Regions from separate parts of the Mus musculus genome. Here region 2 is linked to region 1. Evidence: chromatin loops called from intact Hi-C (ENCODE). Cell type or tissue: gastrocnemius. All regions are shown on one strand. Links, peaks and the distances in the headings refer to the core of each region. The heading gives the core; the rest is flanking DNA. Region 1 holds the start of Pelp1 (proline, glutamic acid and leucine rich protein 1). Region 2 overlaps Gm12315 (a long non-coding RNA gene).

Evidence for each region. Peaks named below come from ENCODE experiments on the same cell type or tissue, not always from the same donor. Only the 100,000 strongest peaks of a DNase experiment are listed, where the experiment ranks them.
Region 2: a loop joins it to region 1, with 2.8 times the contacts of the local background. A loop is called at or near these places in 16 of 42 quality-filtered maps.

The regions. Positions count from the first base shown.
Region 1 is chr11:70,405,972-70,420,668 of GRCm38, reverse strand. Pelp1 (proline, glutamic acid and leucine rich protein 1) reads left to right here and starts at 10,638. Exons shown (of 17, transcript NM_029231.4): 1 at 10,638-10,905; 2 at 14,348-14,412. The coding sequence starts at 10,657. In gastrocnemius, for the core only: no CTCF peak of the experiment used is centred there; a DNase peak (open chromatin) is centred at 10,546; H3K4me3 peaks cover 1,940 bases; H3K27ac peaks cover 1,205 bases.
Region 2 is chr11:70,619,782-70,635,434 of GRCm38, reverse strand. Gm12315 (a long non-coding RNA gene) reads left to right here. Exons shown (of 3, transcript XR_001780246.2): 1 at 1-644; 2 at 11,111-11,259; 3 at 11,885-12,405. Among named protein-coding and RNA genes, the nearest start is that of Chrne, 8.4 kb to the right of the region's middle. In gastrocnemius, for the core only: CTCF peaks have their summits at 7,160 (motif pointing right), 9,757 (motif pointing right), 12,182 (motif pointing right) and 13,184; a DNase peak (open chromatin) is centred at 9,773; H3K4me3 peaks cover 321 bases; H3K27ac peaks cover 1,884 bases.

The DNA.
Region 1 (14,697 bases), core at 6,698-14,697:
CTTTAATCCCCTGAGTCTTCTTATTTTCAAGGACAGGATGAAGATGGACCAGAAGGCCCTTGTGACTAAACCAGCTAAAACTGGTTGGATCCAAGATGGCTACCTGAACTGTAATAAGCCTCAAATGTTTAGAAATGAGGAATGACTTGGGAGGCAGAGGCAGGCGGATTTCTGAGTTCAAGGCCAGCCTGGTCTACAGAGTGAGTTCCAGGACAGCCAGGATGGCATAGAGAAACCCTGTCTCAAAAAAAAAAAAAATTGTTAGAGATGGAAAAAAAAAATCTCATCCAAGCACATGTGGCTAAACTCCATAATCTGTAGGAGGTAAAACGTGCCTTGTTCTCAGCACCTTACTCCGAAATGGCTGAGTTTAGAGGTTGGAGAGATGTTTCAGCTGACGAACACATTCCTCTAGCAGGGGACCAGAGTTTCGGTCCCAACACCTATGGATAGCTTGTAACTGCTTGTAACTCCAGCTCCTGGAGATCTGACATCTCTTCTAAACACCAGCAGCACCGTCACTCACACGTGTGCGTACCTCCCCACCTCATGCACACATACTGAATTTTACACAGAGGGGACTAGTTTTGAGAATTAAAAAAAAACCATTAAAAATAAATAAATGTTAAGAAACGAAAATATTAAAAATAAATACATCTTTTAAATTACTTTAATAAAATAAAAGCCATTTGGCAGAGCACCCTTGCAACATGTAACAGAATGACTTCCCACATCGTTACTGAGGGAGAAAACCTAAATAAACCTAATGACTTCATGTACTCTTAACTGATTTAAAAATCACGAGTTTTATAGGTCACAAAGATGGACCAAAACATCCTTAGTCTCCCACTAACATTGCTTTTGATAACACCTCTGATGTGTGGATTGAGATGATAACAGTTGCCTAGGTTACCTTTCAACAACTCAAGGCTGTTTGTGCTGAAAATACCAAATGTTCACTTGGGCCCGCAAGCAAAAGCAGCTAAATGGGATGAAACACGCAGCCCTCAGTGTGTTCTGTCTCATCGGCTGGCCTAGCCAGTGGGTGAGAGTCTCCTTATGTAAACATACTGATCATTTGAGAAATGTTTGGTCCCAAACTCTAAATCAGGGTTAACCTGACCTAGGCCTCCTCAGCCTGTCTCTCTCTCCTTCAAAGGTTAAAGGTAACGACCAGACATCACAAATGAAAACACCAGACTCCAAAAGCGTCAACAAGAGGGAGCACTGGGTTCCTGGAAGATCTCTGCCCATTTCTAGAAAAGATACGAACACTCCTCATTTTTATCAGCATGTCTCGATCCCTCAGTATCTGTATCCCATGTTCCTGACCTGTCAACTCCCTAGAAATGACGATGACGATGATGAAGAAAAAGAAGAAGAAGAAGAAGAAGAAGAAGAAGAAGAAGAAGAAGAAGAAGAAGAAGAAGAAGAAGAAGATTTTATTGTATTTCTGAGAAAGAGTCTTACTGTGTAGGTCTGGCTCTTCTGGAGCTCACTATGTAGACCAGGCTACCCTTCAACTCCAGAGATCCACCTGCCTCTGCTTCCCAGTGCTGGGATTAAAAGTGTGCACCACTATACCCTGCTATGATTGACTTGTGAGCAAAGCTCGTGTTCCTCGATTCTTCAGCCACGGCCCTGACATTCATATCTCAGATACGATTTTTTTTCTGTGGGAAGAGTTTCTTGAAGGAGGGTGTCCTGGCCAGTTTTATGTCAACTAGATACAAGCTTTAATCAAAAGACAATGCTTCCATAAGATCCAGCTGTAAGGTGCTTTCTTAATTAGTGATTGATGGGAAGGCCCAGCCCGTTGTGGATGGTGCTATCTCTGGGCAGAACGCTTCTGGGTTCAATGAGAAAGCAGGCTGAGCCAGTCATGCGGAGCAGGCCAGTAAGGCTCCTGCCTCCAGGCTTCTGCCCTGTCTGAGTTTCTGTTCTGACTTCCTTCAGTGATGGACTATGATGTAGAAATGTAAGCCAAACAAACCTTTCCCTCCTCAAGTTGTTGTTGGTTTCTTTTTCTTTCTTTCTGGTCATGATGTTTAATCCAGCAACAATAACTCTAAGTAGGACAATGTCCACATGTCTTAACAATAGCTAACATACAGTTTTGGTGATTAGGAAAAACCTTAAAAGAATTTCTAAAGCACTCTGGCTCTCCCTCCCCCTCCCCCTCCCTCTCTAGTAAAATGAGACCAAAGGCTGGCTCCTGAGGTGCATAGGATGGGACTGTGGCTGACAATACAAAACCACAGGGTGAGGACAATCATGTGCAAAGAGTTCCTGCAAATTAGTCAATAGAGACAAGCAACCGAACAGGTGAAGGGCACAGATGAGCACATAAGGGGCTGGAGCGATGGCTCAATGGTTAAGAGCACCAACTGCTCTTCCAGAGGTCCTGAGTTCAAATCCCAGCAACCACGTGGTGGCTCACAACCATCTGTACTGAGATCTGACGCCCTCTTCTGGTGTTTCTGAAGACAGCAACAGTGTACTTACATATAACAATAAATAAATCTTTTAAAAAAGATGAACACATAAGAACTAGGTATGGTGGCACACATGCCTGTAATCACAGAGCTCAGGAGACTGAGGTCAGAGAGTTCTGAGTTTGAATCAAGGCTAGTGTAGTGGTTTGAATGAAAATGCCTCCCCCCACCCCGCACCCCATAGGCTCATATCCCCAGCAGTCAGAACTGTTTGAGAAGGATTAGGATGTGGGGCCTGTTGGGAGAATTTGTGTCACTGGGGTGGGAATTGAGGGCTTTAAACGTTTTCTCTCTGGCTCCTACATGTGGGTCCCAGAGGCGAGCTCTCAGCTGTTCTTGTTCCTCTGTGATGGACTCTACCTCCTGAAACCATAAGTCCAGCTAAATGTTCCCTTCTATAGGTTGCTGAAGGTGTTTTTTTTTATCACAGCAATAGAAAAGTAACCTAGACAACAGGAACACCTAGTGGTCCCTGAGATGAAGAAATATGAATGCTGTCCACCATACACACTTATCCCATTTCAGTAATCGTGGAGGCAGGAGTTGAAAAGTGATCATTGTTCTCATGCAGATGAAGTTAAACCCAAGCCGGGCAGTGGTGGCGCAGGCCTTTGATCCTAGCACTTGGGAGGTAGAGGCAGGTGAATCTCTGAGTTCAAGGCCTACAAAATGAGTTCCAGGACAGCCAGGGCTACACAAAGAAACCCTGTCTCAAAAAAAAAAAAAAAAAAAAAAAAAAAAAAATCAAAACCAAAACCAAATCAACCAACAAAACAAAAGGAATAAGTTAAATACAACAATACTTAGAGAGTATACATAGTATACAGCACTACTGTGTATATGATTGGCAATGGTATACTATTTATTTATTTATTTATTTGGCACTAAGGATCAATCTAGAACCCCACACATTCTAGTAACTCGCTTTTCTACTGACTAGCATCCCCCAGCCCTCGGAGGGGTAAGAACGGATACAATCTTCCTAAAGGACATTTCACCAATTCCTATCAATGTTTAAAACAGGCTTTGTCTTTCATCCAACACTCATTCATTTGTTTCTTCAACAATTTTTTTTTTCTGTTTGTTGGAGACAAGGTTTCTCTGTGTAGCCCTGGCTGTCCTGGAGCTCACTCTGTAGACCAGGCTGGCCTGGAACTCAGAAATCCACCTGACTCTGCCTCCCAAGTGCTGGGATTAAAGGCATGAGTCCCCACTGCCCGGCAACCAGTGGTCTTAATTACTGTGCAATCTCTTTAGACCCTACAACGCGTATTTTGTGCCATTTATTTAACCTTAGTGTCAAATGAATAAATAGATAAATAAATTAACAGCATGCCATTGCCAGTCATTTCCACAGTAGTGCTCTATGTTGTGGGTACTCTTTCAGTACTAAGTGCATTTAGCTTACTCCTTTTGTTTAGATTTGTTAGCTTTTTTGGGCGGGTGTTGTTTTTGTTTTTTGTTTTTTTTTGGTTTTTTTTTTTTTGTTTTTTGTTTTTTGAGACAGGGTTTCTCTGTGTAGCCCTGGCTGTCCTGGAACTCACTCTGTAGACCAGGCTTGCTTAGAACTTAGAGATCCACCTGTCTTAGGAGATGGAAACCAAACAATGAAGAAGAAGAAGAAGAAGAAGAAAAAGAAGAAGAAGAAGAAGAGGAGGAGGAGGAGGAGGAGGAGGAGGGGAGGAGGAGGTGAGGAGGAGGAGGAGGGGGGTAGGGAATGAATCCTTTCAGGGTGTTTGTTTTTAGACAGGGTCTTGCTGTACAGCTTTGAACTCACAGAGACCTACCTGTCTGCCTCCAGAGTGCTGGGATTAAAGGTGGGGCATCACTGTGATGCTATGCTCGGTTGTCAACTTGACCACATCTGGAATTAACTAACATCCAAGCAGTTGGGCACACCTGTGAGGGATCTTTTCTTAAATCATTTGAAGTGGGAAGACTTTTTTGTTACTTATTTTTGCTTTGTTTTACTTTTTGTTTCTTGATACAGAGTTTCTCTGTGTAGCCCTGGCTGTCCTAGAACTCACTCTGTAGACCAAGGCTAGCCTGAAGCTCAGAGATCCATCTGCCTCTGCCTCTACCTCCTATGTACTGGGATTAAAGGCCAGAAGACTCACTTTCAGTCTGGATCCTTTGAGGTGGGAAAATACAACTTTAATCTAGATCTTTTGTTGTGGGAAGAACCAACTTTAATCTGGGCCCCACTTCCTGCTGGAAACCTACATAAAGGACGTGGAAGGAGACTGCCTTTGCTCTTTGCCTGCTAGCTCTCACTTTGCTAGCAAGTCTGTTCCTTCGCTGGCATTAGAGCCTGCTTCTTTGGGATTTGGGCAAATACTGAAGACCAGCTGCAACATCCATCCTGAACTGAACAACTGCTAGATTCTTGGACCTTCCACTGATAGACAGCCATTGTTGGACTAGTTGGACCACAGTCTATAAGTCATTCTAATAAACTCCCTTCATGAATACATGCATGCATATGTACATACGTACATACATACACGCTACATTTCTTAAGTTCTGTTCCTTGTGAATTTGTATTTAAACACTAGAGATTGTCAGTCAATTAGAAGGTAGGCTGGCCCCTCCTTCCCTCATCCTTCTCTCCCCCTCCCCTCCGTTTTTCTTTTCTCCATTTCCTGAGACACAGAGTCTCATTCTTTTCTCCTGGTTGGCTTTCAGTTGCTGGGCAAACGTGCCCCTCCCACCTCAGCCTTCCAAGTTGCAGGGACTATGGGCACTCACCGCCAGATGTAAGTATGTTTCTGATAGTAATATGAGTTACAGAAAATTCACATCGTTGGTGGAGAGACAGCTCTGTGGGCAGGAATACATACTGCTTTTGCAGAAGACCCCAGTTTCATTCTCAGTTCCTATGGATGGCTTACAACCACCTACAATGCCAGCCTCAGGGGGATCTACCCTCTATTCATGTGTACATACCCATAGACAGACAGACAGACAGACAGACAGAAGACAGACAGACACACATATACACAAGTTAAAAATAAAAAAATCAAATAATTAAAATAAAAAAGAATATTCACACGATACGTTGGAGGAAAAGTCTCTTTAGCAAATAGTGCTGGACAGCCATGAGGACCTGAGTTCTGATTGCACCATCTGAGCTGGGCCTGGTCTTTCACATGCGGTAACACTAGAGCTATGGACACAGGAGGATCACGGGCTGCCAGACTTGTGTGTGTTTGGTGGTGGAGGTGGGGCAGGCAGTTAATCCCAGGGTCACTGAGAAATCTTGCTGCAAAGGAATAAGACAGAATACTGGAGGAGGACACCTGCTCTGGCCTCCGTGAGCTCATGGATGGATATACACCTCTAAACACATGTGAACATGCACCTCACATAGCAACCAAACAAAAATAAGTCACACGATGATTTAATCAAATTACAATACCTCTGCACAGCCTGATGTAGTGCCACACATCTTTAATCCCAGCAGTTAAGAGGCAGGGACAGGCCGGGCATGGTTGCGCACGCCTTTAATCCCAGCACTCTGGAGGCAGAGGCAGGTGGATTTCTGAGTCTACAAAGTGAGTTCCAGGACAGCCAGGGCTATACAGAGAAACCCTGTCTTGAAAAAAAAAATCAAACAAACAAACAACAACAAAAAATCAAACCAAACCAAACCAAACCAAACAAAACAACCAAACCAAACCAAACAAACAAACAAAAAAGAGGCAGGGACAGGTGGATCTCTGTGACTTTGAGGCCAGCCTGGTCTATGTAGCAAGTTCCAGTCCAGACAGGGCTATGAAATAAGGGGTTTCAAAAAAAGAAAGAAGGAAAAGCTTTTACACAGAAAGGAAACCAACAGAGTGTGATATTCACCTGATACCCATTTGACAGGAGGTTACTAGCAGGAACACACATATAAGACCCCCAAGCTGAGGGCTGGAGAGATGTCTCAGTTGTTAAGAGCACACTGATTATTTCTGAACCCGGACTACAAACACCTGTATTTCTAGTTCCAAGGGATCTACTGCCCTCTTCTGGTCTCTATGGGTACTGCATGCATGTGGTGCACAGACAGGCAGGAAAACACATAAATATTTTTCCTGCCAAACATTAGGCATAGAGTGAGGCCAAACTGAAGAGCTTCATCAGGTCCTTCCCCTTGGAGCTCGGGAAAGCCCACGGCAGAGGGAAAGGAAGAATTGTATGAGTCAGAGGGGTCAAGGACACCAGGAGAACATGGCCCACAGAATCAACTAAGTAAGTTCATAGGGACTCACAGAGACTGAAGTGACATTCAAGCAGCGTCTATGGGGCTGCACTGGGTCCTCTGCATATACACTATGGTTGTTAGCTTGGTGTTCTTGTGGGACTCCTAACAGTGGGAGAGGGGGGGTGTCTCTGACTCGTTAGCCTCCCTTTTCCTCCTGCTGGGTTTCCTTGCCAGCCTTGATATGAGGGTTTATGTCCAGTCTTATGTAACCTGTTATGCTGTGTTCAGCAGACATTTCTGGGAGGCCTGTTCTTTTCTGAAGGGAAATTTCAAAGGAGGAGTGAATATGGGGGAGAGGGGAGATGTGGAGGCCTGGGAGAAATGGCGGGAGGGGAGGCTGCAGTAGGAATATCCTGTATGAGAGAAGAGGAGGAGGAAGAGGTGGAGGAGGAGGAGGAGGAGGAGGAGGAGAAGAAGAAGAAGAAGAAGAAGAAGAAGAAGAAGAAGAAGAAGAAGAAGAAGAAAGAAGCCCAAGCTGAACAGACAGTTTTCAACAGCCAATAAATACCAGAATAGATGTTCAACCTCTTCAGCCATTAGGGTAGCACAAACTGAAAGACAGGAGCGGTGTCCTGAATGCCTGTAATTTCATCAGTAAGGTGACAGAGGCAGAAGGATCAAGGTCATCCTCGGAGTGGGAAGCTCAAGGGTAGCTTGAACTGTGTGAGTCTCTCTCTCTCTCTCTGTCTCTCTCTCTCTGTCTCTCTGTCTCTCTCTCACACACACACACCACCACCACCACCACCACCACCACCACCACCACCACCACCACCACTAGAACTTTACAACAGTGAAAATGTACTTCATCCTAGTCCATATAGTTATTATCAAGAAAACTACCCGTGCCAGCATGCCGGTGAGGAAGAGGAGGAAGGAAGGATGCAAGTGTCCCCTTAGACACTGCCAAGGAGTGTTAACTTAGTCCAGCCGTTCCTGAAATCCACACAGTGGTGTTTCAGAAAGTAACAACACAACTATTACGTGACTCAGCTATGCTACTCCTGAGCACCTGAGCACACACTGCTGAAAGCGGCAGGTGGCAGAAGAGCTGCCAGGAACCCATGTGCACCGTGGCACTGCTCACAGTAGCTAAGTCACAGCATCTAGGCTCATCAAGGAAGTATATTCAGCTGTGACGAAGAACAAAAGCATGTCACGTGCAGGAGTCAGAACTGAAGATCATCATGAAACCAGGCAGATCCTGAACACAGGGTCATGTGGGCTTAAATGTGTAGAATTTAGGATTCTTTTTTCAAGTTGTGAAAGTCACTGTAATAATTGGGAAGAGAAAGGGGGACCAGTGTGTAGGGAAAGCAAAAGTCAAGAGAAGGTGATCGTTGTGAATATAACTGAAGTAAGTTATTTACAGACATGGAAATGTGCCCATGAGAGCCGGGTGTGGCGGTACAAGCCCATAGGCCCAGAACTTGGAAAGCTGAGGAAAGAGCACGCTGGTGAGAGAGTCTAAAGCAGGATTCATAGTGAGATGCTGTCTGAGGTGTTGGAGCAGGCGGAGAGCTGGGTGTGGTGGTGGTGGTGATGAATCTTTTAATACCAGTACCCAACAAGCAGAAGCAGGGAGATTGTGTTAATCCCAGTAAACGAGAACAAAGATCATTACCCAAATTCTTTTAGTTGAGTTAAGCAAGCTCATATTAGCCCCACAAACTGCAAGGATAGGAGATTTTTCCAAGAGTTTTTGGTTATGTAGGAACTTGCCAGACCATTTCAAAATTATTTGGCAGAACATCTCATCAGGGTGGAGATTAGGGTATAGGGTGTGGAACATGTCAAATTTCAGAAAATAGGTCACGGCATGGTCAAACCCAAGTCTCATAGAAGACAGGATGAGCTTAGTTTGACCTTGTAATAAGATGGCTTTCAATCTTAAGATGGAGTCAGGCTGGTTCATCATTTGCTGCAAGCTTGAGGTCAGCCTGGCCTACATAGAGAGACCTTGTCTCAAAGTACCTCCAAAATAAAATCTCCTTTCTCCATGCCTCTGTCTCTGTCTCTCTCTGTCTGTCTCTGTCTCTGTCTCTGTCTCTCTCTCTCTCTCACACACACACACACACACACACACACACACAATTGAAATGGAAGAAAAAGTCAAAAATAAGGACCAGGATTTAGCTCACTTGGTCAAATGCCTACGGAGCATGCATAAGGCCCTGGGTTCCAGCCCTAGCACAGAGGGAACTGGGTGTGGTGGCACAGGCCTGGGATCCCAGTGCTTGGGAGGGAGAGCTAGGAGAGTCAGAAATTTGATGCCATCCTTAATTTTTATTTATTTATTTATTTATTTATTTGTTTATTTATTATATGTAAGTACACTGTAGCTATCTTCAGACACTCTAGAAGAGGGAGTCAGATCTCATTACAGATGGTTGTGAGCCACCATATGGTTGCTGGGACTTGAACTCAGGACCTTTGGAAGTGCAGTCAGTGCTCTTAACCACTGAGCCATATCCCCAGACCCCATCCTTAATTTCATAGGAAGTTACCTTCAAGGGGAGGTTACCTTGACTTTAAAAGTGTGTGTATGTGTATGTGTGTGTGTGTGTGTGTGTGTGTGTGTGTGTGTGATAGAGATTGGAAGAAAAACTTTTCTAAGAATGGCAACAAGCCTGTCGGCAAAATTGGAAGTCTGTGCAAAGGCCTTGGAATTGATGTTGCTGGAGGATAGAAAGAAGGCTAGTTTAGTCCAAGACTAGGAGAAGAAACAAAACAAAACAAAACCTCAAACATCTCTCCACCCCTAAAACAAAACAACAAAAGACCAGAGGAAGAAAGAAGTGCTTGTACAGCCTGAGGTCAGGTGGTATAGATTCTAGTCTGTGTAGGGAAATATTCTTATCTTTTTTTGTTTGTTTTTTTGAGACAGGGTTTCTCTGTGTAGCCCTGGCTGTCCTGGAGCTCACTTTGTAGACCAGGCTGGCCTTGAACTCAGAAATCTGCCTGCGTCTGCCTCCCAATATGCTGGGATTAAAGGCGTGTGCCACCACCACCCAGTTAATATTCTTATCTCTAGAAGCTACAGAAGGACTCTAAACTGGGAAGGACAAGCTTTCTTGGCTCCAATCTGTAATGTCAGCATTTGAACTTGTGAGCCTGAGGCAGGAATATTGCCACATCATGTCTGAGGCCAGCCTGTTAAAAAGCAAAAACAACAAAACAAAGAACTGGCTTATATCAGAAAAGCCCAATTCGGCTTTTGTGTGGTGTACAGACTGCAGAGGGAGGAAATAAGGCAATGCTGAGGCCTTTGAAAGTGATAGGTTAGCCGGGCGTGGTGGCGCACGCCTTTAATCCCAGCACTAGGGAGGCAGAGGCAGGTGGATTTCTGAGTTGGAGGTCAGCCTGGTCTACAAAGTGATTTCCAGAACAGCCAGGGCCCTGTCTCAAAAAACAAAACAACTGTGTATAGTAATGTAAATACACAAATGACTGTGGGTGTGTCTTGGGGACAGAGTGACACCTCTGCTACTTTGTGGCATGTGCACTGTTTGAGCTTGTTTTTCCATTGTTGGAAAAGCAGTTTAGAACGTTCCAGATTTCAGACTTGGGGTTGGCTCCTTAGATAGGATTACTAAGCCCAGGGAGAAGGTGACCAGAAGCCACGCTGGACTGAGATCTTTCAGACTCCCGCGCCTTTCCTGCAGACCACGTGTCCGGCCTGCGCAGCAACGCCTCCGCCCCGCCCTACAGCGCTCAGCCCGGGTTAGCAGTTTGCAAGCCGCCCCAACGCTGGCGCTCGCCCACATTGCGCATGCCCCCTCCTGCCGCAGGGCGCCAGCCCTCATTCATCCAGCCCAGCAGGCCGCAGCCCCCTCCTCAAGACCCCTCCCCGAGCGGCGTGCGTCGCACTTATGTTTGCGTCATCACGCCACGCCATTGCTCGAGCCTGTGAAGATGGCGGCGGCCGTTCTTAGTGGGGCCTCTGCGGGCTCCCCAGCTGGGGCTCCTGGCGGGCCCGGGGGTCTCTCTGCGGTGGGATCCGGCCCGCGTCTGCGTCTGCTGCTGTTAGAGAGCATTTCCGGGTTGTTACAGCCGCGAACGGCGTCCCCCGTGGCCCCTGTGCATCCCCCAATCCAGTGGGCCCCGCATTTGCCCGGGCTCATGTGCTTATTGAGGCTGCATGGGACGGCAGGTGGGGCGCAGGTAAGTCTGTGGCTCCCGCGGTCACCGTGGAAAGGCTGGTGAGGCGGCTGGGCACCGTGGTCCCGCCTTCCTGAAGCTGACACTGGAGCTGTGAGCTCGAGGAGAGCCGAGAGTGGAGAATAGAGCCACTTAACCATTGAGGACGCGATCCACAGACTTCATTACCTGCGCGTTCCCCAGAGCAGTATTAGGCCCCTTTTCTGTTAGGTCATTGATAAGCACAAAGCAATGAAGGGGCTCGGTTCCATCCCAGGTCCCCTGACTAGTTCAGTCCTCAGCGAAACTTCTTTTGGCGGCGTTTTCCCAGGGTAATTGAACACAAACATTTACTAGCTCTCAGCCAAGGGCCTACCCCTTCCTACTCGGCGCTCCAATTCCAGTCATAGTGGCGATGAGCAAAATGCCATAACACGAAACTAAATCTGGTATGAGTTTCCTAAACCGGTGTAGAGAGAGTATTTAGAGATTTCTCCAAAAGACCTGGAGTTTAAGATGAACAGGGGTTAGGTAGTGAAAGAAAATTAGAAGGGGTAGTTGAAACGTTAGAGGAACACTCGTGTAGGACGGGTTGGAAAATGAGGGCAATGTTTGGGTTCGGGGTTTAGGTGGTTAAAGAGAGTGGGTAGAGTTGAGGCTGGTGAGGTAGGCGGTAGACAATATGTTGTCTACCTGGTTAGGAGCCTGTGCACAAAATATTCACATGCGTTCAGTTCCTACAAGCTAGAAACCCAAGTGCCATCCTCGATATGTGGTTTCTTACACACTTCCATAAGCAGTCTGTGAAGTTCTGCCTTTTTTTTTTTTTTTTTTTTTTTCTTATGGAGGCAAAGTCTCACTATGTGGCTCTGGCTGGTCTGGAACTATGTAGACCAGGCTGGCCTAGAACTCCCCGAGATCCAGCTGCCTGTGGCTGGGCATCCGCCATCTTGTTCAGCTGTATGTGTGTTTATGTTAGTGGTTATGGGCCAAGGGTAGCAACGGTGCACACATCAAAGTCATAGGAACGTTTAGGTCCTAAGGTTCCTGTGTCAAGACAAGGTCTCTTGCCAGTGGTGGACTGTCTAGCCCGAGTGTTTATGTTGATGCTCTTTGGTTTTACCTTGTGTTTCTCAGTAGGGGACGCTGCGATTATAGATGCTTATACTACTATGGCTGGCTTTCGGATGGGCTCTGGAAGGCAGGATTGGGTGGCTTATATTCATTGTACTCCTCAGACAGTTGGGAATACTACAGTTAAATCTGCCCTCCTAATGGTCTTTTGTTTGTTTTGTGTGTTTTAGAAATCTCTCTGATTTTTTTTCAGTGACCTGAGTTTTTGTTGTGATGCACTTTTACTTCAGTAAGCCCTGCACACATGTGCACACGTGTTCCCCAATAGGCAGTTGGCACGTTTCTATAATGTTATGTCCTCTTCACGACTGCTGTGATCTACTGTGGCTATCACCTGGGCTTTGGGCAGCCACTTGTGCTGCTTTCTTCCTGGTGTTACCTTAGAGGTGTCTGCGGCCTCTCTGTCTCTCTGTCTCTTTCTCTCTGACATACATTTATGCCGCAAAGCAGAGAAAAGGGGAAAAAAGCAATTCCTAGTGAATAATGCACTTAGATTTATGTGATGCATTATGGGGGAGTAGCTGTTGACCACTCTGGCCGTTGAACGTGCGTTTTATTATCCTTTGTGTGTAGAGATCGTGGAAAAGCTGTATCACTAAGGAGCTGAGTGGGTCTTTTTGTTTCCCCTGGCAAATGCTGAATAAATGTGAACCTGTGGGGTTTTTTTGTTTCTATTTCTATTTTTTTAGGTTTATTCATTTTATGTATATTTTGCCTGAATGTAGTACACGCACAAACGTGTGTGTTTGTATACTTGGTGCCCATGGAGGTCAGAAGGGCATCAGATCCACTGGAACTGGAGTTGCAGATAAGTTTGAACCACTACCTGGGAGCTGGCAATTGAACCTGTGTCCTTTGCAAGAGCAACAAGTGTTCTAGCCTTTGTTTATGTATTCCTGGCTGGGATTATCTGTGCAGCCCTGGCTGTCCTGGAACTTGCTGTGTAGATCAGGCTGGCCCCTGCCTCTGCCTCCCAAATGCTAGAATTAAAGGCTTGTGCTATTACCAGCACCTGACTTCACCTGTGTTTTAATGTCCAGTCAGGTGAGTCAGGTGTGGGGTTCCCACTTGAGTCTGGTCCCTAGAACTCACTCGTGTCTTGGTTTAGGAGCATTTGGGTTGTCTAGCTATGGATGCTCAGCCCGTGTTGACCGTATGGATTGTTTGTGTCCACTTTCCTCCGTCTGGGAGGTAGGCTGCCAGCACCTAAAGCAATGCTTCTCCTGGAGTAGCCGACTACATGTGTACTGGACAGATGGATGGACACTCTCTACATGTGTACTGGACAGATGGATGGACACTCTCTGCCACCTGACTAAGGACTTTCTTTCTTTTCTTCTGTTTTGGTTTTTCAAGACAGGGTTTCTTTGTGTTAACAGAGCCCTGGTTATCTGGGACTTGCTTTGTGGACCAGGCTGGCCTCGAACTCATAGAGATCTTCCTGTCTTTGCTTCTGGATACTGAGATTAAAGGCATGCGGCACCACAAGCAGGCTTTTTTTTTTTTTTTTTAAATTTAGAAGTCACATTTATTTTGTATACGTACAGGTGTATGCATGCCTTCGTGCACAAGTGGAGGTCAGAGGACACCTTTGGGAGTCGATTATCCTAGGATGTGGGTTCTAGGAATCACGTGCAGGTTGTCAGGCTTGGTGGCATGTGTCTTTATGTGCTGACCCATGCCACTGGTTGTGGACTCTTGTTTTATTCAGTTGTGCCTTCCTTTATCTGAGCGGTACTGATGTGGGATTAGAAAGGAGGGATGATTTGTGGCCTTTGGAGATGTAGGTCTCCTGAGTGGAGTCTGGTGCTTGGGTTATGTGTAAAGGGGCTGACGAAGGAACTTGCTTCTGTGTGAGGGAGGGCTTGGAAGGAGGATAGGTTGAGTCTGTGTTGGTGTGTTCTTGCCTCTACGGAAGGCAGAACCAGGAGGAAGAGACTTGTTTCTTCTAAGTGACTAAAGAAGGGTTATGAATGATCTGTGTTCATTCAGCCGGTATTCCTGGAAGTCTTTATGCTAAGGAAGGTCTGCTGAGGTGAGCAAGCTTTATTGTTGAAATCTAGTAGATGAGTTGGGGTGTCCTCTTGTTAGCCCTGAAGTCCCCCTCCCCCTTACACCTGTGGGGCATGAGGGAGGAGGCCAGCAAGATAGAATTTGAGAAAACAGACTGACAGACAGACAGCTGATGGCCTTTTTGTACTGAGAAGGTGCGCCTTGAGAAAATCTTCTCGGGCGTGGGGGTTGGGGGGGGCAATGAGGGATTGGTGAATTTCTTGTGCATCTTTAGTGACCTTTGCCTCATTCGCTCCTGGTTTTTCCCTTCCACATCTAGAATCTTTCAGCTCTTGGGGCATTGGTGAATCTCAGTAATGCACATCTTGGCTCCATCAAAACTCGGTAAGTCATTATTCTTTAATCCCCTTTCTTCAGGGCGATGTGCCTTTAGAAAGTGGGTTGAGTCGGGCAGTGGTGATGCACGCCTTTAATCCTAGCACTTGGGAGGCAGAGGCAGGTGGATTTCTGAATTCAAGGCCAACCTGGTCTACAGAGTGAGTTCCAGGACAGCCAGGGGCAGTGTGTGTGTGGGGTGGGTTGAGCGTGTATTTGCCTATCCTTTGTCCCCACTCCATGGATTCAAGAGATTTTTTTCCATTCCAGGAGCTGCAGGGAGTTTTCTTTTTG
Region 2 (15,653 bases), core at 5,899-13,898, 220 kb before region 1:
GCACAAGTACAGAAACAGTGGGTAACTGATTGATGACATTTTCATCTCTTTATTGTATAAAGGTGGGAGTACAAATACAAGAACACCTGTGTGGAAACAGAGGACAGCTTGTGAGCGGGGGTGGGGGGGAGAGAACTCTCTTTCCACCATGTGGGTCCCAGGAAAATCATACTTGGGTCACCAGGTTTGGTGGCAAATTCCTTTTACTTGATGACCCATCTTGCCAGCCTGATTTATATTCCTAATAAAATGATCTATTTCACTTAGATGTTCAAATTTATTATTACATTTATACTTTTAATAATGTTATTATCTCTCTGTGTGTTTATTTGTGTGTGTTGTGTATGCATGTGTCCACACGTCACAGAACATATGTAGAGGCAGAGGACAGCTATGTAGAATCAATTCTCTTCCACCTTTATGTGGGATCCAGGGATCAAACAAACTCCGTTCATCAAGCTTGCATGAAGCATTTACCCAGTGAGACATTTTGATACCCATGATGCTTTCTTCACTTGTCCAAGCTTCCACATCTAGGAACTAGAGATGTGTCCCTCAGAGTCTCAGTGTTGTTTTTGCTACCCCTCCTCCAGGAATGCTACCATCCCATCGGATTTGATTCTGGTCAGCTTGCTTGGATCCAGGTATGCTATGTGAAGTGAGTGGAAACACCAGGGATGGGCCACTTGGAGGAGGCGAGCAGTGGCTTCTGACCTGGAAAAAAAACGGTGGTGTCTGTGGACATGTACAGTACTGTCTGCTTTGGGTTACCTTGGTCACTCCTACACCCGCAGAGATGGCTTAGCTTGTAACAGTGCCGCTGCTCTTGAAGAGGTCTGGAGTTTGGTTCTCAGAATCCATGGTGGGCAGCTTGCAAATGTCTTTAACTTCAGCTCGAGATGATGGACCCCTCTTCCAGCTTCCAAAGGCTGGAAGATCCTCTGGGAACTGGTGTTACAGGCAGTTGTGAGCTGTCATGTAGGTGCTGGGAATTACATTTGGCGATGGCAACCAGTGTTCTTAAGAACTGAGTAATCTCCCAGGCTGTTTTCTTGCTTTTGGGACAGCGTCTTATTATATAGTACTAGCTAGCCTGGAATGCTTTGTACTCTCTGTAGAATACCAATGCCCATATTAAAAATGTTGAAGTGAACATTTTAAAAGTTTTTTCCCTTTTTTAAAGACAGAGTTCTATTATGTACCCTTAGCTGTCCTGGAACTTGCTGAATAGGCCAAGCTGGTCTTGAACTCAAAGATCTATCTATCCCTACCTCCCAAGGATTGAGACATGGTGGTTGGTGCCAGCATAAGCTATCACACCTGGCTCTTACTAAGATATTGATATAAATTTATTGACTCTATATATCAGTTTGAATAAAACTGATGGTTTCGGGCTGGTGAGATGGCTCAGTGGGTAAGAGTACCCGACTGCTCTTCCAAAGGTCTGGAGTTCAAATCCCAGCAACCACATGTTGGCTCACAACCATCTGTAATGAGATCTGACCCCTCTTCTGGTGTGTCTGAAGGCAGCTACAGTGTGCTTACATATAATAAATAAATCTTTAAAAAAATAAATAAAACTGATGGTTTCGTTATTGAGTAATGTTGGGAATGGAATGGAGGTCCTCTGCTAGAATAACACACACTTTTGATCACTGAGCCACCTCTCTAGTTCCCTCAGGACCTTTTATTTGAAGTAAGGTCTCGCTAGCCCAGGCTAGCCTTGAACTCATATTTATTTAGGTCTCTTTTTTTGTTTGTTTTTTTTTTGTTTTTTTTTTTGTTTTTTTTGTTTTTTTTTTTTTTTGGTTTTTTGAGACAGGGTTTCTCTGTATAGCCCTGGCTGTCCTGGAACTCACTTTGTAGACCAGGCTGGCCTCGAACTCAGAAATCCGCCTGCCTCTACCTCCCGAGTGCTGGGATTAAAGGCGTGGGCCACCATGCCTGGCTCAAGCAAAATATCTATATGCATAACATGAAATAATTTTAATTTTTTTAAAAAGAAAACAACCAGCCGGGCAGTGGTGGCGCACGCCTTTAATCCCAGCACTCGGGAGGTAGAGGCAGGCGGATTTCTGAGTTCGAGGCCAGCCTGGTCTACAAAGTGAGTTCCAGGACAGCCAGGGCTATACAGAGAAACCCTGTCTCGGAAAAAAAAAAAAAAAAAAAAAGACATTTAACCACAAAGATGTTTTGCTTTCGTGCATGCATGTATGGTGCTCATAGTGGCAAGAGGATCTCTTGTGAATTTGAGACCAGCCAGGTCCACACAGTGAGTTCCAGGAGACCCTGTCTCAAAACACACAAAAAAAGAACCTAAAAAATCGTCAGTCTCTATGCCCTTCCTTTTGTTCCTTTTGCACTGGCGAGAACTTGCAGACCTCATGGACTAAGAGCCCTAGTTCCTGGTTCCTGAGCTTAGAGGGAATGTCATCATGAAGTATGACATTTGCAGTTGTGTTTGTGAAAATCGTCTTTGTTAAGTTTAGCAAGTCCCACTCCATTCCTTCCTTCCTGTTCCTGTAGAGCACTCTCTACCAGCCCCTTAGATCATAGCTGACGGTATTACTGTTGCTAATTCTTTCTCTACCTCTACCCGTTGTAGAAGGATGTCAGCTTTCCCACTTGCAGTGGCACTTCAGCCCTTTGAAGATTCTGCATAATTCTTAGTATATTCTCTGAGATATATTTAGACAAACATCAGGCCAGGCTATGGTGGCACATGCCTTTAATCTCAATGTTTGGGATACATGGGTAGGCAGATCTCTGGAGTCCAGCCTTGTCTACAGAGTGAATTCCAGGACAGCCAGTGAAATTCTGTCTTAAAGAAACAAACAAACAAAACAGAAGAATAGAGGATGGCCCGGCATGGCGAAGCACATCTTTAGTCCCAGCACTTTGGAGACAGAGGCAGGCATATCTCTGTGAGTTCAAAGCCAGCCTGCTTTACATAGTGAAGTCCAGGACATAAAGAGACCCTGTCTCAAGAACAAACAGACAAAATAATCAACATTTTAGGGTTTGTTTTTATTATTAATTTCACTTCATTCCTTGAGAATGCTCTTGCTGGAAATAGGATTCTATGTTAGCAGTTCTGCTCTGGTTTGGTTTGCTTTTTCAGCACTAGGAAAACATTGTGCGAGGGCCTGGAGAGTCGCCCCTTTGGTAGAGTGTCTGCCTGGTGTGCATAGAGCCCTGGGTTGGAGCCCAGCTCTGAGCAGAATGGGAGTGGTGGGGTATACTTATATATAATCCCAGCCTGGGGGGGGGGGTTGGGGGCAGGGGGAAGACCAGGAATTCAAAGCTCTCCCTGGCTAGAGCCAGCCTGGCATACATGGAGTCTCAAAAACAGGTGAGGAGGCGGGACTAGAGAGGGTGAAGGGCACTTGTTGCTCTTGCAGAGGACCTGGCTTCATGGCCAGCACTGAGCAGTGGCTCACAACTGTCCGGCTCTTTAGTTCCAGAGGATCAGACACTCTCTTCTGATTTCCACATGCACAAGTGTGCCCGTGTGTATGCGTAAGTGTGCCCATGTGTATGTGCAGACAGAGCACTCATACACATAAAATAAGTAATCCAAAAAAGGTTTTTAAAAAAGGTTTTTACTTGGACTCGAAAGATGGCTCAGCAGTCAAGAGCACTAACTGCTCTTCCAGAGGCCCTGAGTTCAATTTCTAGCAACCACATGGTGGCTCACAGCCATCTGTAATAGGAACCCATACCCCTCTTCTGGTGTGTCTGAAGACAGCTACAGTGTACTCACATACATTTAAAAAATATTCTTTTTTTTTAAAGATTCATTTATTTATTATATGTAAGTACACTGTAGCTGTCTTCAGACAATCCAGAAGAGGGAGTCAGATCTTGTTATGGATGGTTGTGAGCCACCATGTGGTTGCTGGGATTTGAACTCTGAACCTTCGGAAGAGCAGTCGGGGGCTCTTACCCACTGAGCCATCTCACCAGCCCAAGAAAAAAAAAATCTTAGTTTGGAGAAAAATTCAGTCACGAGCCAGGCATAGTTACCCTGGCCTGTAATCCCACCACTGTGGAGACTGAGGCAGGAAGAGCTTTAGGCTAACCTGGGCTACATGATGTCTTGGACTGGAGTTCCTTGGGCTTAGCCCATTTGGGGTTGTCATAGTTTCATCTTTGATGCTGTAATCCTCTCCCTTTCCTGCTCTCTCTTTTTTCTCTCTCCTTCCTTTCCTTTCTCTTTCTCCTTTCTTCCTTCCCTTTCTTAGAATTTCACTATGTAGCCCAGATAGCTTACAACTCTCAATCTTTCTGCCTCTGTTGCTGTAAGGAAACATCTCTGTTGGCTCTGACCAAAAGCCACCTAGGAGGGGAAAAGATTTATTTGGCTTATACTTCCAGGTCACAGTTCATCACTGAGACGAGTCATCAGAAGCTGAAACAAGAACTTGAAGGAGAAACCATGAGGGACTTTGCTGTTGGTTTGGTTCTCCGGCTCCCCTGTAGGCTCAGGCATAGCTAGCTAGCTTTTATTGTTTTTCCTTTTATTTATGCATATATGTGTGAACCTATATTAATCACATGTTCAGGAGCCCCCTGAGGCCAAAAGAAGGCCCTAGGTCCCCTGGATCTGGAGTTACAGGTGACCTTCCTGCCTCAGCCTCTAGAGTGCTGGATTTTCCAGAAACACCAGCAGGCATGGTTATAAATGGTTGGTCTCCTTCAGCAGCCGAGAGCAGTCGGGGCTTTTGTTTTAAGTGTATGTGCCCGGGTGTTGTTTCTCCTCTTCCTCTTCTTTCCCACCACACTCCCCAGCTGTCTGGGGCAGAAAGATCACTGAAACCAGGAGTTGGGAACTAACCTGAGCAAAGCATCAAAACACTATCTAAAAGAGACAGAGGAGCAGGGGGAGGAGGAAGAGAGGAGGACAGCAGGGGAAGTGGGGTGGAAGGGACCGATTCTGAGTCCCCGGAGCAGTCTATGTGTGAGTGCAGTGGCTCCAGCAGGGCTTGCATGGCCGGCCGAGTCACTGATTCAGCTCAGGCTTGAGATCTAGCTGAGGTTTCTCTGGACTCTAAACAGGAGCAACAGGAGCAGCCTCTCAGCAGAGCGTTCTCTGCTTCTCTTGGCTTTAGCTCTGGGGCAAGTCCAGGAGGAGAACTGTACTTTGCTCATCTGGGCCGGATTAGTTACTGTATAAAGTCCTACAGCCCTTGCCCGGGCTCTAGGACACCTTGCCTTTTCTGGTTGATGTTGTTGTTGTTTTTGTTTCCTGTTTTTTTTTTTGTTTGTTTGTTTGTTTGTTTTGAAGCAGGGTCAAACTCAAGATCCTCCTGCCTCATTTCTGAGTTTGAGGCCAGCCTGGTCTACAGAGTGAGTTCCAGGACATCCAGGGCTACACAGAAAAACCCTGTCTCGAAAAATGAAAACAAAAACAAAAAAATCAACAACAACAACAAAAAAACCAACAAAAAACGATCCTCCTGCCTCAGTCTCAAGTGCTAGCATTATTACATTTGCAGCTTTAGATCTGACTTTTTGTGTTTCTTCTAGCGTCATTTTATTACAGTGCACTTTGGAGTGGGGTGCAGATTACAATTCGGGAACTGGGATTGAATTTAGAGACTTGTTTTGAAGGTTTATTTATTTTTGTTTTATATATGTTTGCCTGCATGTATGCACGTCTGGTGCCCTCTGGGGGTCAGAAGAGGACATAAACAAAGCTGTATACTAACCATACCAGTGGATTTGGGTTGATGGGGAAAGTTCACAAGGCCCTGCTCCTAGATGAAAAGCTCCAGTCCCTGGCTGCTGGGGAGGGAGAATGGCTTTTCTCCCCGGATGAGGCCTCTGTTTGGTTTCTAAGCCGAGTGGTCAGCCTTAAATATTTGCACACAGGAGCAGCCCTCAATGCACAAGAGAACTTGTTCTTGCAGAGGACCTGAGTTTGACTCTTACCACCTACATGGTGGCTTACAACTGTCTGTAACTCCATTTACAAGGGGTCCAGTGCCCTCTTCTGACCCTTCTGAGCACAGGGCATGTACATGATGTGCATACATACATAACATGAAATTTTAAAACTTCTTTCTCTATGGGGTAGGGGATGGCTCTGGTTAAGAGCACCGACCGCTCTTGCAGAGGATATATGTTCAATTCCCAGCATCCACATGGTGGTTCACAATCACCTGTAACTCCAGTTCTGACTTTCATGGGCACATGGCACACTGACATACATACAGGCAAAACATTCATACACATAAAATAAATCTTTAAAAAAAATCCTCGCTGGTGAGAGGGCTCAGTGGATAAGAGCCCTGACTACTCTTCAGGAGGTCCTAAGGTCAAATCCCAGGAAGCACATGGTGGCTCACAACCATCCCTAATGACATATGACACCCTCTTCTGGTGTCTAAAGACAGCTACAATGTACTTACATATAATAAATAAATTCTTTAAAAAAAAAAAAGGGGGGCTGGTGAGATGGCTCAGTGGGTAAGAGCACCCGACTGTTCTTCCGAATGTCCAGAGTTCAAATCCCAGCAACCACATGGTGGCTCACAGCCATCTGTAACAAGATCTGACGCCCTCTTCTGGAGTGTCTGAAGACAGCTACAGTGTACTTACATATAATAAATAAATAAATCTTTAAAAAAAATCCTCAAATCCCACCCCACCTCGCCCCCCACTCCCACTCCCCTCTGACTGAGGACCAGGCTGTAACTCTCAGCTACTGTTCCAACACCATGTCTGCTGCTAGGATAATGGACTAAACATCTGGAATTAGCAATGCTTCTGAGAAGACCAGACATCATCCTTGGACTTGCTGCCCAAGGATTTCACAGAGTCAAGATTTCCCAATAAGATTTACATGCAGCTAATTAAAGATAAGAAAGCAGAGTCACAGTGTTCAGCTGCCGGGAGAAGCCAGAGGAATCCAGTTCTGGGGTCATCTGGTGGTCTAAGAGCCCTGTAGCCATCATTGTGGGTTTCCAAGTTGTGTGGGCCTCCTGTTATCACAAAGGCCTCTAAAGATCCTCATTAAATCTAGGCCTACTTCACCATTAAAAAAAAGCAGACATGTTTTAATGTCTTCTTTGTTTTTATTTTATTTTTTTTAAGATTTACTTATTTATTATATGTAAGTACACTGTGGCTGTCTTCAGACGCACCAGAAGAGGGCGTCAGATCTCATTATGGATGGTTGTGAGCCACCATTTGGTAGCTGGGATTTGAACTCAGGACCTTTGGAAGAGCAGTCAGTGCTCTTACCCGCTGAGCCATCTCACCAGCCCAAAGCTTTTCTTCAAATTTCACAGCTTTTTTTTTTTTTTTTTTTTTTTTTTGCTTTTTCGAGACAGGGTTTCTCTGTATAGCCTTGGCTGTCCTGGACACCAGGCTGGCCTCGAACTCAGAAATCCGCCTGCCTCTGCCTTCCAAGTGCTGGGATTAAAGGCATGTGCTATCACTGCCCGTGTTTTTATTTTTATTTTTAAAGATTTATTTATTTATTTTATGTAAGTACACTGTAGCTGTCTTCAGACACACCAGAAGAGGGCGTCAGATCTTGTTACGGATGGTTGTGAGCCACCATGTGGTTATTGGGACTTGAACACTGGACCTTTGGAAGAGCAGTCGGGTACTCTTACCACACTGAGCCATCTCACCAGCCCTTATTTTTTTCTAAACAGCTCCCCTCTTCCTTTTTTTCCCTTTCAGTTTTTCTGTCTCTCTGTCTCTGTGACTCTGTCACTGTCTCTGTCCCCAACCCCTCTCATTTCTCTCACTACATAGCCCTCTATATGGCCTGTAGCTGTCTTCAGACACTCCAGAAGAGGGAGTCAGATCTTGTTACAGATGGTTGTGAGCCACCATGTGGTTGCTGGGATTTGAACTCTGGACCTTCGGAAGAGCAGTTGGGTGCTCTTACCCACTGAGCCATCTCACCAGCCCCAGGCTGACTTCTAACTCACAGAGATCTTCCTGTCTTCCTGTCTTCCTGTCTCTGCCTCCTAAGTGCTGGGATTAAAGGCCATGCTTGTAGTTTTTGTTGTTGTTGTTGTTGTTCTGGGTTTTGTTTTGTTGGCGCAGCAACTAAAATCCTAATCTTGTAAGCCTATTAAATCTAAATCCTCAGGTGTCAAATCCTGATGGATCTACCATTGAAACTGGAAGACACTCGTAGCTACACCTTGTCCTCACACTATCCCCATTTGAAGGGCTTGTTGTTTTAAAGTTAATTTGCTGAGTGTGTGTGTGTGTGTGTGTGTGTGTGTGTGTGTGTATAGGTATCTGCATGCCACACTGCGTGTGTGGAGTCAGAGGACAACTCTGGGAGTTGCTTTTCATCTTTCACCTTGCTGAGTCTCTCGTTTCTGTTGCTCTACTGGTTCCAAAGGTCAAACTCTGGTCTTCAGGCTTGTGCATCGAATGCCTGTCTGACCCATCTATGGCCTTATTTGTTTTGTAAGACAGTCTCAGTCTTGCCTCTAGGCTGACCTTGAACACACTAGTCTCAAGGTCATAGGGCTGGATCTTCCTGCGCCAGTCTCCTGAATTGGATTACAGGTATTATGACTGGTTTCAATGTCAGCTTGCCACAAATGAGAATCACCTGAGTAGAAAGCTTCACCTGAAGATCTGTCCTGACTGCCTTGACTAGAGTGGAAGACCTGCCCCGATTGTGAACAGGACCGTCAGGCAGCAGTCCAGATACGGAGGGTATTCAGAAGGACATTCATTCTCTTGCCTAGTGCTTGGTTGGCCTTCCTGCCCGATTCCTGTCTCTGCTTCTGCTGCTCCCTTCCTTGATAGCAGAGTCACCATTCCAAGCCTTCATAGTGGAATAGGGACCAGCAGCTCTCAAAGAGCTTTCAACTTTCCAGCACCGGATTGGGAGCACTGAAGCATCCCATCTTGAGGACTGAGTAACACACACACACACACACACACACACACACACACACACACACACACACACACGACAGGATTTCTTTTTGTAACCCTGGCTGCCTCTGCCTCTGCCCCTCCTCTGCCCCTCTGCCCCTCCACTGCCCCTCTGCCCCTCTGCCCCTCTGCCCCTCTCCTCTGCCTCCTGAGCTTTGGGTTTAAAGGAGTGTACCACCACCACCCTATCCCATGTTTTTTTTTCTATGGCAGTGGTTTTGGTACACTGTTTTAAAAAAAAAATCCCACCCCCAAATCACAAAAGACTCCTATAGTCTCTTCAGTTAGTTCTAGTTTTCTTTGGTACTCTCTAATTCACCTGGGTTTGCTTTTTATCTGGTGTGAAGTGTGGGAGTAGCTTGCTTGCTTTCTCACCATAGATGCCATTGCTCATTGTGTTGATAATGGCCTCTCCCACTGATGTCCAGAGTCCCCTCCTTCTTCCCAGGACCCGGGAACTGGCACTCCTGCTGGTACAGTGTTGCTGCTGTTTTTGTGAGGTGTTCTAATATTGGGTAGGCTGAGTCCCTCCTATGGTCCTTTTCAAAACTGACAAAGCTCTTCATGAACCTTTATGCTGGTATGTATGTATATTTTTAAATGAGTATCAAGTTTCTTTTTAAAAGTATTTATAGATTACCTTAGGGAGAATGGACATATTTATAATATTAAGGTAACTCATTGACATAGGTGCCAATCACTTAATTTATATAGAATCCACTGTAATAATTCTTCCTCCTCCTTCTTGTTCTCCTCTTCCTCCTCTTCTTTGATTGTATTTATTTTATGCTTTAGTGTTTTCTTGAATACACCACGTGCATGCAGTGCCCGCAGAGGCCAGAAGGGGGCATAGGATCCCCTGGAGTCACAGATGATTGTGAAGGACCCAGTGGGGATCCCTGACATTATTAGTGATACTCTGTTAGGCTTGCAGACAGGAACCTAGCATAACTCCTCGGAGAGGCTCTACCCAGCAGTTGACTGAAGCAGATGCAGATATACAGAGCCAAGCATTGGATGGAGGTCGGGGACTTTTATGGAAGAGCTGGGGGAAGGATTGAAGGAACTGAAGGGGATGGCAGCCCAATAGAAACATCAACAGGGTCTACTAACAAGGAGCCCTGGGAGCTCGCAGAGACTGAGCCACCAACCAAAGCACACACACAAGCTGGAACGAGGCCCTCAGCACGTATGTAGTAGATGTGCAGCTCAGTCTCTATGTGGGCCCCCAACAACTGGAGTGGAGGCTGTCCCTAAAGCTGTAGCCTGACTGTAGTATCCATTCACCAACAGGGGTACCTTGTCTGGCCTCGAAGAATGTCAGAGTGGGGGGCTACCTGGGAGGGGGGCACTCCTATGAAGGAGAAGGGGAGGGGGATGGAGGGAGAGACTCTGTGAGGGGGGTCTAGGGAAGGGGTAGCATTTGGGATATAATAAATATTAATTTTTAAAAGGTTAAAATAAATAAATTATAAATTAAAAAAAAAACACTGTAGGAAGCTGCCAGCTTTCCAAAGTGGCTGTCTACTTTACTGTTTTTTGTTGTTTGTTTGTTTGTTTTCGTTGTAGCTGGGTGTTTGTTTGTTTGTTTGTTTTTCGAGACAGGGTTTCTCTGTGTAGCCCTGGAACTCACTTTGTAGACCAGGCTGGCCTTGAACTCAGAAATCTGCCTGCCTCTGCCTCCCAAGTGCTGGGATTAAAACTGTGCACCACCACACCCAGCAGTGGTTGTTTTAAGACAGGGTCTCACTACATAGCTCAGGCTGACCTGGAGCTTGCTAGGTAGAGCAGGCTGTAGAACTCAGAGACACCTTCCCGCCCCCTGCACCTGTCTCTGCTAGGACTAAAGACCCATACCACTTCACCTGGCATCATCTGCTTTCAAATGAGTGGCATAAATATTCAGTATTGATAGTGAGCATATTAAAGCACATTGAGGCCATAGCATCAATTGTTAGCACCATCTGCCTACTGCATCCCTGTGTTATTTGAGTCCTACCTCAAACTGCTTTGGGGACTACGGTTGGTTACTTGGTTTGTTCAACTGAGACAGGGTCTGATGTAGCCACGGTTGGCCTTCAACTCCTGATCCTCCTGCCTACATCTCTCAAGTGCTGGGATTCCAGCGTGCTGGCTAGAATTTCTTAGAAGTTTTTCTAACTCTGAGCCCTTCCCTCCTGCCTTTCAGGTTCCACATGCAGGTTCATCACCTCATTCTCTAAACCCAAGTCATGGTGCCTGGCTTTCCCCATGGATGGATGTGCTGTCCAGGTGCTGTTGATTGACGTGAGGCATCCCTTCACATTACATCATCTTGTGTTTGGCCTTTAACCTGAGGTGAGAAATTGTTTCTGAAATATCCTTCACCCAAGGTGACCAGACTTTTGTGTACTGGGGAAGACCTGGGGACCTTTTTTCTTTGTAAACTTTTTGTTGTATTTGTTATACCTTGTGGGAACTAAAAGGGGGCAGAGAAAGGAGGGGGAGGGAGGATAGCCCACACCCGGCCAGAGTTCCTCCTATGCTCTGGGCAGGAGGATGCAGGAGGTCTGCCAGACACTTTCCACTCGGCCCCGTGTGGGCATGTAAGCTACTGACCCCACTTGATGGGGAGCGGACAAGGGGTAGCCCCCAAAACCAGGGGGTTCCGGGGCGACACCCTGTAGCCCCAAGGTTATGGGAGAGAGGGCTGAGGGAGAGAGGTTTTCACGCAGGCAAGAGTAAGCGCGGATGAACAGACAGGCTATGGTTTTAGAGCTTTATTGTAGAAAGGCAGGGGGAAAGGAGAGGTGGAAGGAGAGAGAGAGAGACCGGCTGTGGCCAAAGGAGACAAAGGGAAAAGGGAGAGAAAGAAGAAAGGCTAGAGTAAGAGGGAGAGACAAGGAAGAACAAGAGGAGCAAGAGAGCGAGGAGGGGCCAAACAGCCCCTCCTAAAGTATGCTGCTATCTTTTCTGTTTCTAGGTAACTGGGGAGGAGTCTAGCCTGAAGGTCGGAAGCTTGGAACTTTGCCTACGTGACTATTAAACCATGCTTCTCTTGTCGGGGCTGAGGGGTTGGTAACTTAGACAGGAGCCACAGTTCCAGGAGACATGAGAGAGAGAACGCCTTCTGTCCCATGTAGGTGAATTATCACTACCAGGTCCCGGGGTTCCACACCTCAGCTCTACTGGAGATCAGACTGTCTGTGTATAGCCCAACGCCCCACAATACCTGTGTGTATATCTGTGCACGGTGTGCATGCCTGGCTCTGAGAGGCCAGAAGAGGGTGCTGGAGCTCCTGGGACTGGAGTTCTAGAAAGTGGAAAACCCTTGTGCTCTGGCCTGGTAACTCCTTGCTTGTACCCAGATCCCCAAAGGAACTTCGGAGTGCTCCTCTCTTGCCTTCTCATCTCATTTTTTGGACATTAAGTATTGCTTTGTAGCCCAGGCTGCTTTTGAATCTCCTCATTTCTCAATGCTGGGATTAAAGGTGGGCTTTAGCCACACTTGGCACTTGTCTATTTTTATTGTTGAAAGGCCTTTTCTCAAAACTGTATCTCGAGTTCTCTGGTATTATTTTTTTTAAAATACTTTTTTGGTTTTAAAGACAGGATTTCTTTCTGTGTATAGCTCTGACTGTCCCGGAACTTCCTTTGTAGACCAGGCTGGCCTCAAACTCACAAAGATCCTCCTGCCTCTGCCTCCTGTGTGCTGGGATTAAAGGTGTGTACCTCCACTGCCACGCTCTGTGATCATCATGGTGAGAAGCAGACAGGTGTATGTGGCACTGGAGCAATGGCTGAGAGCTTTATAGCCTGATCCACTGGCAAGAGGCAAGGGAGGGAGGGAGGGGTGGGGGAGGGACATAGAGAGGGAGGGAGGGACCAGAGAATGCATGAGCCTGGCAAGCTTTTGAAACCTCAAAGTCTGCAGTGATGGCCACACCTCCTCCAGCAAGGCCACACCTTCTTCCTAATAGGTCACCAACCTGAGACTAAGTATGCAAATCTTTAAGCCTGTGAGTGTCATTTCCTTCTGATAATCACACAATCATATCTCTGGACCTGTGGTTGGAGAGAATAATTCTCAGTAAAAAGATGCCAGCAGTTCATTTAGTCTCTTTGCCCAGTAGATAACAATCAAGTATCTGCAGCAGGCCAGACTCTACTAAATTCCTTGGACACAGCCAACCAGCAGGGAAGCACTGTTGGTTAGTGTCTACTGGGTACTCCCTGGCCTGGCTCTGCTAACCCACTTCCCCTGCTGGGAAAGAGAGACTGCTATTTGTGCTATCCACAGAGGGAGCTCTCCTGTGACTAGCTGGGGATGGCACCTTGAGAAGGTCCTGGGTGATCAGAAGCAGCAGCCCTCTGCGCTGGCAGGGCCAGCCGCAGCTGTTCATCAGAGTGGCCGGCCAAAAGGAGTCGGAGGAGGGAGTGGCTTCCTGCTGAGCTGAGATCTTTGTGGCTAGCTTGGAAGTCAGCCTCCAGAGAAACTGGAATTTCTAATATACAAATACAAAACGAAGACTGGCTCACAGGCATGTTTCCGACACCTACAGCTGGTTAGGAGACTTGGAGAGACCCCAGGTTATCCCCATTACCCTTCCTGCTCTGTTCGTGCTCAGGAACGGACTTGGTCAGGAATGAGTGTCTGTACAGGAGCGTGAGGGTCAGAGGACAACTGTAGGAGTTGGTCCACTTGCTCCTTTCTTCATGTGGGTCCAGGGTATCAAACTCAAGTCCTCAGGTTTGCAGGCAGCACCTTTACCCTGAGTCCACCGTTTACACATATACGTTATATACACTGGGCCCCATTTGTGTCTTTTTGGTTTGAGTTTTACTAAGGCTGTCCCTGTGACCATGGGTTTGGAGCCTGGCAAGCTCGTCAGTGGATCAAGTGAGGGCCTTCCTCTTTTTTTCTTTTCCGATTTGTTTTTTTTTTTCCAAGTCAGGGTTTCTCTGTGGAGCCATAACTGTTCTGGACTTTGTTCTGTAGACCAGGATGGTCTCAGACTCACAGAGATCCCTCTGCCTCTACCTCCCGAGTGCTGGGATTAAAGGTGCTTGCTTTCACCACCACCACTCAGCGGAAGCAACTTTTTTTTTAAAAAGATTTTATTTATTTATTTACTTATTTATTATATGTAAGTACACTGTAGCTGTCTTCAGACACACCAGAAGAGGGCATCAGATCTCATTACGGATGGTTGTGAGCCACCATGTGGTTCCTGGGGTTTGAACTCAGGACCTTCAGAAATACAGCGGCTCTTAACCACTGAGCCATAGCTCTAGCACCCAGAAGCAACTACTAACCTGTAAAATCATAGTATCTGGGTTGTAAGTGCCCACTAATGTTTGAACAAATGTCTGCATTTAGCACAGTCCCCTAACTCATTGACTAGATTGAGCGACGCTCAGCATGGTGTTCAAGGTGGTGAGTTCACTTCCATAAATCCTTTCTGGGGTCTGCAGTGGAAAATGAGAAATTAGTAGGTAGCAGGAGAAACAGGCTTCAAATGAGTGTGACAGACAGACAAGGGCCCAGGGCCATGCTGGTCTCAGAGGACTGAGGGACTTTGACAGGTAGGGAAAGAAATGAGCAAATGCTGAACATAACTTTTCTGTGAAATGTAAAATGAGGGCTGGTGAGATGGCTCAGTGGGTAAGAGCACCCAACTGCTCTTCCGAAGGTCTGGAGTTCAAATCCCAGCAACCACATGGTGGCTCACAACCATCTGTAACAAGATCTGACGCCCTCTTCTGGAGTGTCTGAAGACAGCTACAGTATACTTACATATAATAAATAAATAAATCTTTAAAAAAAAAAATGTAAAATGATCACAGAGGCATGAGGACAATGACGGCGATTAGCGAGCCAACACACCTGTGTGAGTGACCCTCCGCTACAGATCTTTTCACAAATTCAGGACAGACATGATTATTTTCCTGGATTGGGGTGATGCATAAGGTGTAACGCATAAAGGGCTTCCAGCTGGGCATGGTGCAAATGTCTGAGGTCTCAGCACTTAGGAAGCTGAGGCAGGAGGACTGTGGAGTTGGCTTATATAGTTCTAGGCTAGACTGGTCTACATGACGAGACCCAGTTTCAAGAATCCCCCTCCCTTAACAGCCAACAACAGGGCTGGTGAGATGGCTCAGTGGGTAAGAGCACCCGACTGCTCTTCCAGAGGTCCTGAGTTCAAATCCCAGTAACCACATGGTGGCTCACAACCATCTGTAACGAGATCTGACGCCCTTTTCTGGAGTGTCTGAAGATAGTGTACTTACATATAGTAAATAAGTAAATCTTTAAAAAAAAAAGCCAACAACAAAAATCAAAATGTTTATTCCTCTACCTCTTAGCCAGTGAGGAAGACCTAGCGAGCTTTTTAGGAGCTCATGCCTGCAGGCCAAGGCCCCAGACGGCCTGCAACATCAGGAGTCCCTGCAGACTAATTCTGTACAGTGACCTGTCTTATTGCTAGGTCTTTATGGAGACTTTTTGTGTAACTGTAATAGTGTGAATTGGCCCCTGTCAGGGTATAATAGCATGTACTGCACAGGGAGGTTGTGGTGGTTTGAATGAGAAACCCCATGACACACACACACACACACACACACACACACACACACACAAAGGACCAAGGCTCATGTTTGAATGCTTGGTCCTTAGTTGGTGGAACTGTATGGGAAGGATTAAATGTGGCCTTATTGGAGGAGGTGTGACATTGGGGTTGGCCTTTGAGGTT